3 separate regions of the Homo sapiens genome follow, and regions 1 and 2 are each linked to region 3. The links are chromatin contacts, found by Hi-C in ENCODE. All regions are on one chromosome and are shown on one strand. Each heading gives the region's core, a stretch centred on a gene start or an enhancer-like site at or near the end of the contact. The rest is flanking DNA. Distances are from core to core; before and after follow the strand shown.

Evidence for each region. Hi-C counts contacts between places; a loop is a spot of excess contacts on that map. Pooled maps may share reads with other maps.
Region 1: a pooled map shows a loop between it and region 3 (3-fold over the local background). The contact joins the promoter of NPEPL1 here to the enhancer-like site in region 3. A Hi-C loop is called at or near these places in 5 of 50 pooled maps.
Region 2: a loop to region 3 is called in a pooled map, with 5 times the contacts of the local background. The contact joins two enhancer-like sites. A Hi-C loop is called at or near these places in 4 of 50 pooled maps.

What each region holds. Positions count from the first base shown.
Region 1 is chr20:58,690,082-58,694,073 of GRCh38, reverse strand. It overlaps NPEPL1 (aminopeptidase like 1), which reads right to left and starts at 1,274. Exons shown (of 12, transcript NM_024663.4): 1 at 1,024-1,274; 2 at 152-337. The coding sequence starts at 1,173. It overlaps STX16-NPEPL1 (STX16-NPEPL1 readthrough (NMD candidate)), which reads right to left. Exons shown (of 23, transcript NR_037945.1): 9 at 2,847-3,040; 10 at 2,512-2,669; 11 at 2,294-2,350; 12 at 152-337. RefSeq lists silencers at 759-848, 869-948, 979-1,138, 1,149-1,638 and an enhancer at 1,136-1,841.
Region 2 is chr20:58,667,450-58,671,088 of GRCh38, reverse strand. It overlaps STX16 (syntaxin 16), which reads right to left. Exons shown (of 9, transcript NM_001001433.3): 3 at 3,492-3,599; 4 at 2,962-3,102; 5 at 1,636-1,798; 6 at 486-577. STX16-NPEPL1 (STX16-NPEPL1 readthrough (NMD candidate)) reads right to left here. Exons shown (of 23, transcript NR_037945.1): 3 at 3,492-3,599; 4 at 2,962-3,102; 5 at 1,636-1,798; 6 at 486-577. Among named protein-coding and RNA genes, the nearest start is that of STX16, 18 kb to the right of the region's middle. RefSeq lists enhancers at 1-444, 445-1,102, 1,103-1,758 and a silencer at 1,135-1,274. Within about 2 kb of position 1,713, at least 2 of the 41 ENCODE cell types and tissues checked have a DNase peak (open chromatin) inside an H3K27ac peak, as active enhancers do.
Region 3 is chr20:59,220,890-59,224,534 of GRCh38, reverse strand. All of the region lies in intron 4 of ZNF831 (zinc finger protein 831), which reads right to left. Among named protein-coding and RNA genes, the nearest start is that of ZNF831, 59 kb to the right of the region's middle. RefSeq lists a silencer at 1,874-1,943. Within about 2 kb of position 2,259, at least 11 of the 41 ENCODE cell types and tissues checked have a DNase peak (open chromatin) inside an H3K27ac peak, as active enhancers do.

The sequences.
Region 1 (3,992 bases), core at 25-2,524, 530 kb after region 3:
GACCTGTTTCCCTGTCTACAGAGCAGGGATGATAACGTCCACAGCCCTCTGGGCGTGCGCTGCAGTCTGAGCAGGGCTGTGAGCTCCCCAGGCCCGAGCTCACCGCTGCCCGACTAGGAGCACCGTGGCTGCCTCCTCTCGAAGCACTCACCACAATGCAGCGATGCGCTCCGGGCGGCAGGCAGGTCCGCACCAGCCGCGTGATGAAGTGGGCGGCCGAGGGGCTGTTGTGCCGGCTCACCCTGCAGGGCAGGGCAGCCACGGTGGCGTAGTTCAGGTAGAGGGGACAGCTGTCCGTGGGGTTGGGGTTGAGCGTGCTCAGGGCAGCCTGCCAGAGCTAGATCAGAAGGGAGAGACAAGACACAGAGGCTTCAAACAGCGGCCACGTGCCAGGAGGCCCTGCCCTGCAGCCACGGCCACAACCACTCCTGCAGTCCTGGAAGGGCACTGCGCAGCTCCCGGCCACCGTTTTCCCATCCTTAGGGAGATGTGTCGCCTCTCTGCAGAGCTAACTGTCTCTAGGCTGGCTCGCATCCCCCTGGTGGGATGAAGCCACCAAGCCTGGAAGGGCCAGGCTGGGGGCTGCTTTGCTTCCAACACTCGGATAGGGCTTAGGCGGCTTCCACCAGAGAGGGGGCAGGGGCCAGGTGTCCCCAAGGAAAGGCAGCTGGGGACACTGCCATGGGAACTTCTGGAAGCCAGGGCCTGTCGCCAGGCGGGGCCGACGCGCGGCCCTGGGAGCGGCCACGTCTCCCCCCCCGCCGTCCGCAGGTGTCGCGGCCTCGCGGGGCGCAGGGCTGGGCTGACAGGAGGACCACCGCGCCGCACCGGCGACGGGGCCTGGGGCTGGGCCTCCGCGGGCGAGGACTGGCCTGGCGGCTGAGCCCTTCAGGGAGGCGGCCCGGCCTCGTTGGGCCCGGCCCGGCGGCGGCGGGGGTGCGGCGGGCGAGGCGGGGCCTCCGCGGGCCGCCCGGGCCTGGGCTTCCGCGGCGCGGGTCGCATGGCGGCCGGCGGCCCGCTCACCTCCTCGGTGACCCGGGGCTGCAGCTTCCCGCGGACGTGGCTCCAGGGCACGCGGTGCAGGTGGTGCAGCTGCCCGAGCAGCAGCAGGGGCCGGCTCTGTGGGTCCGAGTCCCCCGCGCTCGCCTGGAACTGCAGCCCCACGTTCGCCATCTTCCTGCCGGCCCACGCCCCGGCCCTGCCCGGCCCGGCCCGGCCCGCCGCTCGGCCCCCTTCGCCCCGCTCCGGCCCGGCCTCGGCACCGCCCCGGCCCTGCCCGGCAGCCCGCGGGCCCCGCCTCCCCCGCCGCTCCGGGCTGCTCGCGAGACGTGCAGGGCCCGCCCGGGGCGCGAGGGGGCGCCGGCCAGGCCGGGCGGAAGGGTGCGGGCAGGCCCGGCCGGGCAGGCCCGAAGCCGGCCCCGAGCAGGCCCTGCCGAGTAGGGCCCGCGCGCCCGGCCTCCAGCGGCGCCGCCCCTGGGCCTAGCGGCCCTGCCCAACACGCGGGGCGACGTGGCCCGCCAGGCAGCGCCTCCCGGACGGGCCTGGCCTCCAGTGGGGCCTGGGCCGACGTAGGCCCAAGCCCACCCGACGCAGTTCCGCCCGGTCAGGCCTCAGGCTGGCCCCAAGCAGGTCCCCCGAGGTCCCTTAGCAGCTGCTTTTGATCCCCAGGGACCCCGCACCCTGGCCACCCATCAGTTAGGCCGGAGGGGCCCAGTGACTCTTGGACCTGAGTCAGGTCCTTTTGTCCCACTGCCTGGCATGGTGGGTACAGCGTGGACGGTCACTTCCTCCTCACTTAATCGGAGGTTCCCTGGCGTTTATCAGACCCCGCTCTGCCAGGCACTGCCCTGGATGTGAGAGGGTGACAGGGACGTGGCTTTCCATCCAGGGCACTGCTGCTGGGATGGCCAGTTACAAATCCAGGCACTGCCTGGCTGCATGGGGGGCCTTCCCGCCCACCCCTTTGCAAGAAGGGTCATCTGGCACAGTCTAAGCAGGAAAGGAGGGACGAGATGAGACGAGGAAGGAGCAGGGTGACCTGAGTCACCTCAGTCGCCTTACAGGGGAGGAAAGGCCATCGGGGGTGTGGGGCAGGAGCCGGGTGGTGGAGGAGCCAGGGGTGAGCCTTGAGTGGATGGTGGAGGCGGAGGGTCCCACCCACAGGGTCAGATGCAAGGGTCAGGGAATGACGATGCATTGGGGAAGCTCCACCCAGGAGTCATTTAAAAGCAAAAATCTGTTACCCAACATCCTGATTGCTCAAGGGCCTTTGGTTGGTACCCTCCTCTGTTACCTCCATGTAGTTCCATAAGCCACTCCTGTTATTTTGAGTTTCTTCTTCATAACCAGCCTAAAAATGAAAAAAAAAAAAAAAAAAAAAGAAAAGAAAAAAAGAAAAAAAAGCACTGTCAACTCCCTGGCGTGGTGTGAGAGGTTTTCCACCACTGACCTCCCAGCTGGCCCCCTAGCTCCCTAACTTGTAGCCCCGGGAGCCACAAGCCAGGCTTTCACCTTCCCTGTCCACAGGCTCCAGGTCTGTCTGCTCAGCTCTGAGCCATGGTCCCTGGCCCCTTGGAAACACCACAGACTAGAGCTTCAGCATCCTGAAGGCAGGTCTTTTTGACTTTTTGTTGTTTTTTTTTCCTCCAGTTCCTGGCACAGAGCAGGCACTCAAAAAAAAAAAAAAAAAAAAAAAAAAAAAAAAAAAAAGCTGTTGAATGACTGAAAGGCATTCCTTTGAAACCCTCAGCTTTCCCGACATAAAAGTCAACGCTAATTGGATCTTATTTTCTTCAAAAGATTTTACAGCAGCTGAATGTTTTCACACATTGGTAAAGGGTACTAACAGTGTGTATGAAGATCTCTCACTCTTTTTTCTGTTTGCAAATACGTTGCAGACAGGCACACGGCACTCCAGAGGACTGAGACAGCTGGAGGATCTTCCTAGAGGGTGAGAGACTAAGGCCATGCCCTGACAGATGTAATAGGACTTCCACAGGCGAAGAGATTGAGAAAGAAGGCCTTCCACGTGGGAGAAGTCCTGGGAGGAAACACAGACGCAGAATATGTCCAGCAGGCTCTGAAACCTGTGTGGTTAGAACAGAAGGTTCCTGGAAAATAGGAGTGGGTGAGGAGATCGACTGGGGAGCCTGGCTCACTCTATAGAATTTTGCAAACTGAAGAGGGATCCAAGAAGCATTTCAGAAAGCCAGATCTAGCAGGTTTGTGTACAAGGAGTTGGAAATGAGATAAACTGTTGGTGGAGAGGTCATTTTGGAGATGTTTTTCTTTTAGAATTCTTTCATATTTAAGAATAGACTGAATAACCCTGACAGTCCCCAGAAAGGATGAACAAAATGATTCAATTCAACCAACATTTGTTGAGCACTTAGTGTACACAAAGCAAGAGAAAACGTTAGATGCTTGTTAAAAGCAAATATTGGTGATTCTGGTTTTAAGCCACCCCCGAATTGAAGAAATCCAAACTAAACAGAACGCTAAGGAATTATTCCACTTCAAATGCCTGCCAATTTCCTCAAGATTCAGCTTGTGACAGATACAAATACATTCCAGGAAAGTACTTTCCCTTTTTCACTGCTGACTTTACAGACTTTAACATAAATAAGACAGGCAGCACTTTGTTTAGATAAATTTTTATGAAGGTATTAATCCATGGCTTACTATATATTTCACTGTCAATGAAAAATTCAACTCTATTTAATTTTCCTTAAAAAATGAAAGTTTAAAACAAATTACCAGATCTTTAATGCAACCCAAAAATCAACTTATGTTTTTGATGGCTTGAAACCTATTCCACATTCAATTGGATGTTCAGACTTTGCTCCAAAGTTGAAGAAAAGATTAAAAACTTCTGGGACAAATCAGAATAAAGCTCCTAGAACTTACTAGGATGTTTTTTGGTACAGTTCACATTCTAGGACACATTTCTGAAATCCTATCTTGTAAGATGGCTCTAGGTGTTTGAAATCTAC
Region 2 (3,639 bases), core at 464-2,963, 550 kb after region 3:
TGTTTAGATATAATTTAAAGACAATGAAAATAATTTAAAGAAAATGAATTCTGAAAATATTTCTACAAAGCACAGTAAGCACTCATTTTTCCCTAACAGGAAAGATTCAAATTCCCTAAACCAGCAGGATCTAAAGCTCTGAGGCCATAGCAGGGAAGACAGAAGCCCACGTCTGCCAACTCCACAAGGGCAGATAAACAAAACCCCCGGGATAGCCCTCTGTTTCTCTGGGCTCTTCCTAAGAAGGCAGGGTGTTGACCACTTTCCCAAAGGCTCTGGAAAGCAGATTACAAGGTCTCCCTGTGGCCTTTGGAAAGGAAGAAACAGTACGGCTGTTCTTCCACCTGCTGCAAAACAACCTGATGAATATACAAGTCAACTGTATCAATCCACTGACACTGCACAGAAGATCGAGGTCTAGGAGGTGAAAGATGCAGAATGGGGTGCACAGACACAGCAATCAGCTTTGCAGCCCGTTCACGTACCCGATGGTAAAGAGTGTTATCGTCTCCATCATCCATTAGTGGTACTGATGTGTCGAAAAAATGCTGGGATCTTTCCTCTCGATTCTTCATGCCTATCACAGATAGGAATTCATTTTACTTGAATATGTAAACCATCCTGAGTATTGTTCTACCATTAAAAGGGGGAATTCTAGAGTAAACTCCAACAGTCAAAATTGAGATATTCTTAGCCGCTTTAAAGAAGCCTATCTCCAATGGGGGTGGAGGGAGAGTAAAGGATTACAAACATACAACAATATGCAGGCATTTGGGATTACTCAAGACAAAAGTCACAGTGTAAATGTGCACAATTCACTTGATGCCAAGATAAAAATGACACAACCATCTGAGAATCTCTAAGTGAAGCAGAAATATTTAATCTAACTGCTGTTACAAAACATTTTAAAAAATCAGTATTTCTCTCTAGAAGCATCTCTAGTATGAATTCCATATGGCCCTAATCAAATTTTGGAAATAATAAAATTAAAATACAAATATGCCAGTTGTCAGAGGGAGGGAGAACTAGGTTTTTTGGAGTATGTGGGGACTTTATTGATTGCAAGGGCAATTTTAAAAAACCCAGTTTACAGGGTGATTAGAATGAGAAGAGAGCTGAAATCTGGCTTTGCACTATTTGGGAAGAAAAGGTCTGCTGGGTGAAACCTGTGGTGCCAGCAGAGGAAGTGTTTCAAGGACCCTGGGGAGGTTTTCTCAGGTGCTCTCAAACACTTTGGTTGTTATGCAAATATGTGGCTTTCAGTAATAACAACTGCTTTTTACCTATTGAAGAGCAGCTCTCCCAAACCCCAACATCCAGAAAACAACAGGTTTTTAAAATGTGCTTGGTTGATTTTCAAATTCTTGCAGCTTGACACAAAACAAATTTTGTTTGCTGAGATGCTGAACTATCTTGGTGCCCTCCCCCAGCCTTGGTCGGTACCCCACGCTGTGCCTTCATTCCAAGCCAGGGTTTCACATGGGGAGGAGGCTTCCCTTTACTGTACAAGGTATGAGCATGTTCAAAAGCTAACAATGAAAGGTACTGGACTAAATGAAAAAATAGTGGCAAAAAAGAAAACATAAAGTGCTTTTCTTACTCAAAATCCCTTCACTAGGCCCGGGCAGCACTCACGTTTGAGGTAGCCTGACTGTGCGTGCCGGAAGCTGGTGGAGAGTTCCTGCAGGGCCTGCGCCAGCGAGGCCACCACGTTCCCAAGCAGCCGCCCCTCCTGCTCGGAGCAGGCCCGGGCCCGGCTCGGCAGGGCCTGCACGGCACGCTGGCACCTGTGGAAGAGCTAAGAGAACAAGCCCGAGGCTCAGGGCAAGCCTGGGAGAGAAGCCCCTCTGCTAACACTGCCACATCACAAGCCAGAGTGAGAAGTGAGAGGCTCTGTTCACTCAGTCTGGTTTAGAGAAAGGTGAACAGATAAAAGGAATCTGTGGCTTCATTTATATACACAGAAAGATTTCACTAGATTTCAGCTCCTGCTATGTAGGGCCTGCTGTGTGCCCAGCTGCTCACATATCATCACGTTAGACAGGCTGAGTATCCCTCATCCGAAATGCTTGGGATTGGCAATGTTTAGGATTTCAAATTTCGGGAGATTTTGGAATATTTGCAGAATACCTACTAGTTGAGTACCCCAATCTGAAAATTCGAAATCCAAAATGCTCCAATGAGCATTCCTTTGAGTGTCATATTGGCACTCAAAAGAAAGTTTCAAATTTTGGAGCATTTTGGATTTCAGATTAGGAATGTTCAACCTGTATTATCATATATCATATTATTATTGCATTCCTCTCATTTAATCCCTAACAAGCATCCTATGAGGATGGTACTATGATTATTAGTCCCATTTTACAGATGAGAACACTAGAGTCAGAGGGATTAAATGAGAATCGTGTAACTGTTAAACTGCTAAGAGCCAGGGTTCCAACATTCCAACCCCCCAGGGCTTTTCTCAAAGCACCACACTCCTCTGATAATTAGCACCCAGGAGACTTCAGTAAAAAATGTAAACACTGAGGTTTCAACACTAGTCCTATTATTTTAAAATTAATCAAATTTAATATTTATAAAAAATTTTTTCTAGGATACTAAGTTGTTTTTTCAATTATGAGGACTATAATTTAGCATTGAAATTTCTTAACACTAGTATACGATATTAGTTATACATTTTAAAATCAAATGATTGAACTCGATAATGTTTGAAATTTCATATTTACTTAATCCGTCCACAGCAGTTATCTGCCAACAATTGAAAAACAGTCCCCATACCTCCAAGGCCTCACAGGTACCTACGCTGACAGCTGGAGGACTTCAGGGCCTCTTGAGGTCCCTCTGAGAACTTCAGGTTGGGAAATGACTCCAGGAGACTGATTCTGAGTAACACTCTAGTTTCTGAGATTGCCATGAGAAGGCTCGCTGGTTTCCCCAGGACTCACTTGCACTCCTCACCTGAGTGATCTCTTGGGTAGTTATCTCAATGGCATGTTCCTCTTCGCTGCTGTCATCCAGGGTGGGTCTGTTTAAATGCTTGTCATGAAGGCTGGCCAATTCTTTCATCTTCTGCTTAATCCGGCCAACATCATACTGAATCTAAGCAAATGAAGTCACAGAACTCCACTGATGCCAGGCAGGCTATGGTCTGCCTCCATCAGCTACACTCAGCATACAGAATTCGGTCTTCAGCAAACTTGTTGGCTTGCTGATGTGTGAGCAGCTTTTAATTCAAATTACCAGAAAATCACATTCTTCCTTGTTGCATGGGGTTTCAATTTCTTCCTATAATTCAGGTAGTTACTACCAATGTTAAAACTACAGCTAAAATCATTAACACACACATAGACAACTTAACCTAAAGCTAAAGTATTTCTAGAAATATACATTCAAGTGTAGCCAAATTCGTTTATATGACAGATATCTTAAAATACATTGTCATAATTACTTAAAAAAACAAGATGCTATGAAACTAACATGGAACTTACTTCATCCACTCCATCCACCCACTTAGGAGGTGGCCGTTTTGTCACACCAATCGCTGCTTCTGGATCTAAGCTGATGCCTGACACCAGTGCCATACGGTCATCAGCAAGCTACAGGAAAGTAAAGGGACATGAAAAAAATTATTCTAAT
Region 3 (3,645 bases), core at 1,010-3,509:
CTGGATGAAGTGCAAAGAACAGTCGGATTCGTCAAGGCAATGGGGCAATTAGAGTATATCAGATGATCAGGGCATCAGGGTAAGCCATCAGGAGGGAACAAAAGAAGGCTGGGATGGGACGAGGCAGAAGAGGCGCCCCCCCACCCAGTGCTCTTCTGCCCTAGGGTGCAGGAGAGTGTTGGCCTCCTGGAATACATGAGAAGTCAGCTTGGAAGAGGATGCTACCAAACCACGGATGAGAAGCCCATGGGCACCTCAAAGCACCCAGGCGGCGAGGTACCTGGGCTGGTGAGAAGCCGGGCGTGCAGAGCACGCACTTGTTGGGAGGGGAAGCAGGTCTCCAGGAACAAGAGGAAGTCCCCCCACCCGCCACGCACCATCACATTTCCAAGGTGGCTTCTGAAGGCCTCCTGGTGCGAGGGTACTCAAAGTGGGTGCCCTGCTATATTCTCCCAGGGGGAACGGAAAAGAAGGACGTGTTTCCCCGTAATCCATCCACCCCCAAAAGAGCGCTGGCCACACCGGTTTCAGTGTTTGGCTCCAGTGGCCTGGATGTGGGGGTGGTGGATGACAGGGAGAGATGACTCCTTCCTTCCTCCCTCCTGTCCCGTGGCCTCCTGGCAGCCTTTGAAGTAAAGGTCTCAAACTAGCTGACTGTATTTGGGCCCAGATGGGGTATGTGTGCAAGTGCACGTCCGTGCGTGTATGTGTGTTTAAATTAGCACCCTGTAAAAATTGAGAGATTTTATTTAACGTGAAATCTGGGTTCTGCCTTCCCCGTAGAGCTAGATGAATACCAGCCAGCTGGCCTCACCACACAACAGCCAAGGTTATATGATTCAAAGCACTCTTTCAAATTCTAGATATATTTTGTGTAGTGTTACTATCACCCCCATTTTACAGATGGGGAAACCGAGGCACAGAAGAGCTGAGACACGTCCCTAGGATGACATGACTACAGGTGGTGAAACTCGGCAGCGAGCCCGAGTGCTTTCCTCCGAGGCCCGTTCCCGTAGCCGCTGGAGCACCGCTGCCTCTGCTGGGAGGCTGCTGCCGGCTCGTTCCTCCTGCATCTCTCTGTTAAAACGTTTGCTTATTAACATTTTTCCATGTGCTTTTAAAAAACATGGCTAGTTCTGAAAGAGAACCAGTGTGTCTGCAAGCTGGAGAGGAAGGAACCATCGCACACACTTGGCAAGCGAAGGGTCCGGGAGTCCTGGTCACCGTGCAGCGATTGGGAGCCTGCATTTTGCGGCAGAATCCTGGATTCTGCTTTACATCCCTGCGGACAGAGAGCACCCAATAGAGCCTTCGGCACCTCGTTTTGTCCTTTTTCTTCTTTCACCCCCATCTCTCACCCTGGTCCTGGGAAACTGAAATAATGTCCCCCCTCTGACCTCCTCCAAGGCCCCCTTCCTGCCTCCTCCTGTTATCAGCTGGGGCTCCTGCCTCCCCTCTTCGTGAACATTCTTACTCTTGCATTTCTGGGTGGCGTTTATGTGAGGGCAGTGAAACATCATCCACAGGCTGGGGTCGTCTGGTGCGGGGGCCGTGACGACAGTCGCTTGCTCAGCGGGGGGTCCCAGCCGATTTGCAGAAGCCAAGGAACTAGGATCAAAACCCTGCTCTCCCTTCCTTCGGCTTCAGCCTGCTCCCTTGGTTCTACCACGGAAACCCCTACGAACATAAAATAAATTTGTACCGCCAGGTCCCTGGTGTTCAGAGCAGGTGCCCCTGATTGCACGAGTCTGGGGTCCGCCCGCCTCCCTCCCAGACCGGACTCCAGGCCGTGCTGCGCCGCGGAGCGAGGAGGGAGCCGGGCTTCGGCGGTGCCCGCGATGGGCGCTAGGGGGCCCCCGCGGAGCTTGGAAGGCGGCTTTGCTGTAAATCCCAGCCCTCTGCGCTTTCTTCCGGGTAATAAATTCACAAGGCTTGTTTTTTAACCCCCACCAGAGGTTAAAATAGTTTCATAAAAAGTTTTGGTAAATTCATGGGTAACTTTTGAGGTTATGTGAGGTTGTTGTCACACAAAAAAAAAAAAAGAGAGAGAGAAAAACAGAGCCTTTCTTCTCTGCTCCTGCAAGATTGAGGCTTGGCGCCGGCGGGGGCGGAGGGGGCCCGGGCTTTGTGTTCTTCCAGAAGCATCCACGTGGCTAGGCGGCTCTCCAGGCCCCCGGGCGCCCACCCACCAGGGTAGGGGGGTCTCGGGAGCGCCCAGCCAGGGGTCCGCACCCACCCCGCCGCCCGCCCGGGCACCCTGCAGCCTTCCCGAGGCTTCGCTGAGCTCGACCCCCAGCCCAGCTCAGCCCAGCCCGTGGGGCGAGTGGGGTTCGGGGCTCTGCGTTGATCGCTTCCTGCCATGCCCGTGGGAATAAAGCAAAAGTTACAGCCCCTGAGTAGGGGTTAAAAAGAACTTTATCAGATTGATAAGCTGGGAGACAGGAGGAGGCAGAAAGAAAACAGCGCAGTTAAGGGAGGGGGCGTCGCACATTAACTATGATTCAGACTCCAATGCACTGAGTTCATTTTTCAATCTGCCTTTAGGTAGGGGAAAAAAAATAAGGAAATTATGGAAAATTGAGAAATAAACATCTCTGAGAGTGCTTTGCACCCGGGGGTGCTTAACGAACACTTAATAATTTCAAACGCTAGTACTTAGAAAAATGGCTTTTGTCCGTTCCCGGCACGCCAGGTGCCTCCTAGCAAAACCGGAAAGCTGAAAATGACTGAAAATGATCGCTAATGTCTATGTGGAGGGTGGTACAAAAATCACTTGTTCATGTCCTTTGGAAGTTAAGGAAATAAGCAAGCCAAAATTTTAAGAGTTTTAGCAAGGGAAAAACCTTGGAACTGAGCTTGCATTTCTTTTCCTCAACGTATGAACTTGGGCAAGACTCCTAATTAGGACAGGGCTGGCCACACATCACCTCCTGACCCCACGGGGCCATACTGAAAATTAGATGAGGAAAAACATTTGGAGGAAACTCTCAAAATGCTACTGCAGGAAGCAATGGTTGTTTTTGGAGCAGATTCCCCATGCTCCCTGCCAGCAGCCAGCAGTGGGGTGAGGGCCAGTGTGAACTATTTACCTAGAGGACGATGGGGTCCCTACAAGAGCACAGTATTGCCAGGGAGGCCTCTGGGACGAGTTGGAGCTTGGAGGATTATTCCAGTTTCGTCATTTTCTCAACCTGGAGGGCAAGTCTCACCCCGGCAGGAAGAGCACCATAGGCATGCATGTAGCACAAACTCAAGGGCCCAGAATGTACTCCCGAATCCCTACGAGCTCCCTGCTGGGGAAAGTATGGACCTGCACCATTCACTGCCTCCCTCCTTTGGCTTGAAGACGTCTTGTCCAGACCTGGGGGGAAAATTCAGTGTATGCTCACCCCTGCCACCTCCCAGCCATGATAACCACACACTGTAAAGTCCTTTGTAGTTCACACAGCACTTTCACAGTCACTGTCTCATGTAACTTGAGCCTCTCCTCAATCTCAAGGGCAAATGAGTCAGGTATTCCTGGACAGGCTTCATGGGGTTCTTGGGCACCAGATTAAATGAATTATGGACTCAGAAACTCCAGCCCCATTCTACAGATGAGGACCTGAGACAATGAGAAGGAACAAATTTTGCCCAAAGAACTAG